Linked DNA regions of Homo sapiens: region 2 is linked to region 1. The links are chromatin loops, found by intact Hi-C in ENCODE. Cell type or tissue: K562. All regions are shown on one strand. Each heading gives the region's core, and the rest is flanking DNA. Links, peaks and the distances in the headings are about the cores only.

Region 1 (2,918 bases), core at 130-2,629:
ATGCCTCCTGGTATGCAAGTACCTTTTCTAAGACAGTAGTTTGCGAGTGGAGTTACTATGCTGAAGGGACATTTGGTTATATGTAGGAATGTTTTGATGGTCAGATGATTGAACAGTGAACATTATCAGTTAATATAAGCATAAGTAATGCCCTGGTAACACCCCTCTTTTCCCCCCAATCTTAGTGACTTGTCATAACAGTTATTTCTCACATTGTCTGTTGTGGGTCAGTGGGGTTGGGGGGTGGGCGTTTCTTTTGTCACACAGTTGTTCAGGGACCCAGCCTGATGAAGTCTTGGCTCTTTTATACTTCCCTTTGTTGTTTTGGCAAGGGAAGAGGTAATTGGAGCATCATTCATGGGCCTTGTATGTTTGGATGCAGAAGTGACACATGCCACTTCTCTCTGTGGCTCATTGGCCAGAACTAGTCACATCGCTCCACCTTAATTGCAAGGGGTCTGAGAAATGTGGAGTAGATAGAGTGATTGGTGAATAACATTATCTTTGCTGCAGGGGACACTCTTGGCATTTAAAGGCAGAGGCGAGAGTTTAAAATATTGTGCAAAGTATTAGAGAGTTCTGCATAGGGGACAATGAAGAACTATTCAATCCACAATTCCTATAATGATCTCCTTGAGAAATACTACTGTTGGGTATACACTTTGGAGCTCGGTTACTGGGCTCTGGGACATACACACATCTACTTTCGCAAGATGATACCAAGTTGTTTTTCAGGGTCGATGTACCATTTTGCATTCACATCAGTGTACAAGTGTTGTTTCTCCACATCTTCACCAACACTTTACTGACGTGTAATTGACAACAATAAACTGCACATTTCAGTTTTATAACTGTACACTCCAGTTAACACAATTTGATAGCTGTATACCCCCATTAAACCATCACGGCAACCAGGATAGTGACCATGTTCATTATTCCCAGAAGTTTCCTCGTGTCCCTTTGTTCTCCTTTCCTCCCACCCTTTTATTTTCCTTTCCTCCCACCCTCTCCCACTCCTCTCCATCCCTAAGAAACCTTTTGCTTGATATCTGTCAATTTGTTTACACAGCATTTTTTAAAAAATCGTATTTTCTGTTTGGTTTATAGAAACACAGTTGGTTTTTGAGTATTGATCTTGAGTATTGATTTATCGTCTTGCTAAATGTTCTGGTTTATTCTAATATGATGCCTGTAGGTTTTTTTGTTTACTGTATAGTTAATCATATAATATTCAAATGATGACAGGTTTCTTCCTTTTCTTTGTCTTACTGTTACGGGCAGGAAGATCTAGTACAGTGTTGAATAGAAACAGTAGATACTTATCAATGATCCTTTTTTTTTTCCTTTTTTTTTTTGAGACAGAGTCTGTCTCTTGTCACGCAGGCTGGAGTGCAGTGGTGCATTCTTGGTTCACTGCAACCTCTGTCTCCCGGGTTCAAGCCATTCTCCTGCCTCAGCCTCCCGAGTAGCTGGGACTACAGGCGCATGCCACCACACACAGCTAATTTTTGTATTTTTAGTAGAGACTGGGTTTCATCATGTTGACCAGGCTGGTCTTCTGACCTCAGGTGACCCCCCTGCCTCGGCCTCCTAAAGTGCTGGGATTACAGGTGTGAGCCACCGCACCTGGCTCCTTATCAATGATCTTGAGAATGATATCTCATCATTAACATTGAAGTTTGCTTTAGATGTTTGATAAATACCCTTGGTCAGTTTAAGTGAGTTTTTATTTTCTGAGTTTGCTGAGAATTTTTATTCTTCATTTCAGCCTGAATGAAGTTACTAACAGCTTTTTCTGCAACTGTGGGGTTAATAGTATGGGTGTCTTTAATCCGTTAATGTGATTAATGGTTTTATAGTTCTAATTACGTTAAACTGTCTTTCTTTATCTGAGGTAAATTCAACTGGTTCTTTTTTTTTTTTTTTTTTTTTTGAGGCGGAGTCTTGCTGTGTTGCCCAGGCTGGAGCACACTGGCACAATATCAGCTCACTGCATCCTCCACCTCCCGGGTTCAAGCGATTCTCCTGCCTCAGCCTCCTGAGTACCTGGGATTACAGGCATGCACCACCACGCCCGACTAATTTTTGTATTTTTAGTAGAAGTGGGGTTTCACCATGTTGGCCAGGCTGGTCTCAAACTCCTGACCTCAAATGATTCGCCTGCCTCAGCCTTCCAAAGTATTGGGATTATAGGGGTGAGCCACCGTGCCCGGCCTTGTTCTTGATACATATATATATTTTTAAATTACTGGGTTTTCTAAAATAAATAAATAAATTAATTAATTAAAAGGCTGGGAATGGTGGCTGATGTCTGTAATCCCAGCACTTGAGAGGCTGAGGCGGGTTGATCACGAGGTCAGGAGTTCAAGACCAGACTGGCCAAGATGGTGAAACCCTGTCTTTACTAAAAATACAAAAATTGGTGGCGCAGTGGCAGGCGCCTGTAATCCCAGTTACTTGGGAGGCTGAGGCAGGAGAATCGCTTGAACCTGGGAGGCAGAGGTTGCAGTGAGCTGAGATCGTGCCACTGCACTGCAGCCTGGGCAACAGAGCGAGACTCCATCTAAAAATAAATAAATAAATAAATAAATAAATAAATAAATAAATAAATAAATAAATAAAAATAAATTACTGGATTTTGATGCAACATTTTGTTCAAGATAAATCTTTGTGACCATGGTTACCTGTAAGTTTCCTTTCTGTTACTGTTCTCATGTGGGTCTTGGTTATACTATCCTCATAGAATGGGTTGGGGTGTTTTCCTTCATTTTTTTGTTTGCTGGATGAGTTTGCATGAGTTTGGATTGATCTATTTTTTGAAACTTTGGTAAAAGTTACCTGTAAAGCTATATGGGCCTGATTTTTTTTGAGACATTAAAAAAAAAAAAAACTTCTATATTTTAAATGGCTATATAGGG
Region 2 (2,918 bases), core at 256-2,755, 94 kb before region 1:
TGAAAGCTGCGGGTAGTAAATAACCAAGCTGGGATTGTGCTTTCTATTATATTCTGTTTCCTTTCTGTTTATAAACTCATTTATGGATATTTCTGAGATAGATTTGATTTTTTTCTTATGACTTCTTTTTTCTTATGACTTACAGGTAAGAGCTGATTCTGAAGAATGTATTTTCCATTCTTAGATTATCATAATAACTCATGGATTAAATCTGTTTATAAAGTGAACATAAAGACATGGTAAATTTTAAGTTCAGGTAGATATGTAGATATAAACCAGATGGTATAGAGGACAATTAATAAATAATAAACACTGTTAAGAAACCATGCTAAACCTATCATGGAAATCTTGTTAATTGTAGTAAGCATTGTATTTTCATTTTGTGCTTAGGACTGGGCTAGATGCCAAGATTTTAAATTATGGTTATTGAAACAAAAACGAGCATTATTTTAGTTTTTCTTAAGAACATAATTATGGCTGGGCATGGTGGCTCATGCCTGTAATCCCAGCACTTTGGGAGACTGAGGCAGGGGATCACCTGAGGTCAGGAGTTCAAGACCAGCCTGGCCAACATGGTGAGACCCCATACGTACTAAAAATACAAAAACTAGCCAGGCGTGGTGGTGCACACCTTTGTAATCCCAGCTACTGTGGAAGCTGAGGCAGGAGAATTGCTTGAACCTGGGAGGCGGAGGTTGCAGTGAGCCGAGATCATGCCACTGCACTCCAGCCTGGGCAACAGAGTCAGACTCTGTCTCAAAAAGAAGAAAAAAAAAAGAATATAATTGCTCAAATATTTACTGATGTCTTCAGATCATCTAGCTATTTTATATTCCCGTAGCAAAGTTGTGTTTTGTAGATTTTTAATAAAGGTAGTTTGAGAACTAGGATAGAAACTCTTGAGAAAGAACCATAATTGCTCACTCTTCATATGATGAATTGCTAAACAGCAGTAAGAGTGGAAAAAAATAATAGACCGTTCTTGATTTTATAGGCCCTGGTGGAATGGCTGTAGAGTTCGGTTGTTTTTTACTTGCTCAGGAACTTTGTATTTATTGGGCTAGCAGTTGTTGGCACAAAGGTTTGTTTGTGTTCAAAAGTCACTGATTAGTGGTAACAGAAACTTTTTTTCATATGGGACACTGTCTTTTTTTCCCTGAGTCTACTTAGTCAATTCAGATGTGGAGTGCTTGCTTCCCAAGGTATAAGGTGCTTTGAAGGCTGGGGGAAAAGATGAGTCACCAGATCCTCTGCCTTTTCAGAAGCTTAAGCCAATTGCACAAGGACGCAGATTATCATAAAACGTAAGACAGTACTATAGGGTTCTTCCTCTCAATTTCTTGCAAATACTTCTTGAACTTTGTGCCTCTTGTGTGCCACTCTTTAACAAGAAGGTCCTTGCCCTTGTGACTTCAAAGTAGGGAGTAAACTTACCAAATACTTTTATAAATAATTGTTTAATTGTAATTGTTATGTGTGCCACGAGGAAGAAATCTAGTATGCAGTGAATTCTTGTTTAAGCTGAGACCTGAGGACTGAATAGTAGCTTGGGTTACAGGGTACGTGAAAGAGCATTGCAAATAGGGAAACAGTGTGTTTGAAAGCCCTGAGGTAGGAAGCCCGGCAAGTTTAAGGACTTAGAGGGAGGACCAGTGTGAATATAGTGTACTGATTGAGAATATCAGGAAATTGTAAGGGGCCATATAATGGGTGTGTGGTCTGGGGCTAACTTCTGCCTGACCGAATGCTTTGGTCATTATAGTTTTTCTCCTCTTAAATTCAATGCAAAATAGGTAGATATATGAATTCTCTGTTAAGTCTAGCTACAAAGGCCTTTGAGGCCAGTGTTTTGGAATTGATTTTAAGATAATGGGAAACCATTCCATTGAGTTATCAAATGTTCTTTAGATTTGTCTTTTTCAAGGACAGGTGCCATGACTATCATTTCCTAACTTTTTATCTTATCAGTAGGAGGGAGAAAAGAGAAAAGGAAGATAAAAGTAACGCGGTCTTTTCTATAATCTGAACACACAAGAACAACCACTTTTTCTGTTCTTCCTATGTACATGACTTTCTTCATCTTTTAGCCACCTACACAGCTGTGTAGTTCCTTATACAGCTATATTGATTGACTCTATGTTATCTGAGGCCCCAAGATGCTCCCAGAATGCAAAGGGGTGTGGTCTGAGAATAAAGGCATAGTCTTTTTACTGGCTTCATGTAATTTTTTTTTTTTGAGATGGAGTCTTGCTCTGTCGCCCAGGCTGGGCGCCTGAGTGGCGCTATCTTGGCTCACTGCAACTTCCGCCTCCCGGGTTCAAGCGATTCTCCTGCCTCAGCCTCCTGAGTAGCTGGGACTGCAGGTGCCCACCGCCATGCCTGGCTAATTTTTGTATTTTCAGTAGAGACGGGGTTTCACCGTGTTGGTCAGGCTGGTCTTGAATTCCTGACCTTGTGATCCACCTGGCTCGGCCTCCCAAAGTGTTGGGATTACAGGTGTGAACCACTGCAGCTGGCCTTTTAAAATTTTTATCGGAAGCTCTATTTTACTCTGTTTCTGCCCCATCCCAGCACACTCATTTTCCTTTTCTTAGAAAAGAAAAATTAGTACCTCTTATTGAATGAGTATATAAAATTCCCTGCTGTATATTCCAGCTTCCCGTAACTCACCCCCAATGATAATAAACTGTGCTGAACATCAAGGATGTTTGATTGAGGACATTAAAAATCACCAATTCAGTGTGTTCTCTTAATACTTTAAAAACCAATTTCCATTTTAATGGAGTTGGAATACAGCATTCTAATTTGTATGTCCTGTTAGGGAGACATTAAATGAAATTATACTTGCTTAGGATTTTTTTTTTACACTTTTTATCCATAAACAAGAGAGGTCCCAGGGTTACTTACAAAGTCAATTA

The links. Hi-C counts contacts between places; a loop is a spot of excess contacts. Peaks named below come from ENCODE experiments on the same cell type or tissue, not always from the same donor. Only the 100,000 strongest peaks of a DNase experiment are listed, where the experiment ranks them.
Region 2: it touches region 1 in a loop (2.0-fold over the local background); 2 of 110 quality-filtered maps call a loop at or near these places.

What each region holds. Positions count from the first base shown.
Region 1 is chr18:62,833,866-62,836,783 of GRCh38, forward strand. All of the region lies in intron 2 of PHLPP1 (PH domain and leucine rich repeat protein phosphatase 1), which reads left to right. Among named protein-coding and RNA genes, the nearest start is that of PHLPP1, 120 kb to the left of the region's middle. In K562, for the core only: no CTCF peak of the experiment used is centred there; no DNase peak of the experiment used is centred there.
Region 2 is chr18:62,740,216-62,743,133 of GRCh38, forward strand. All of the region lies in intron 1 of PHLPP1 (PH domain and leucine rich repeat protein phosphatase 1), which reads left to right. Among named protein-coding and RNA genes, the nearest start is that of PHLPP1, 26 kb to the left of the region's middle. RefSeq lists an enhancer at 1,001-1,295. In K562, for the core only: no CTCF peak of the experiment used is centred there; a DNase peak (open chromatin) is centred at 1,236; H3K4me3 peaks cover 366 bases.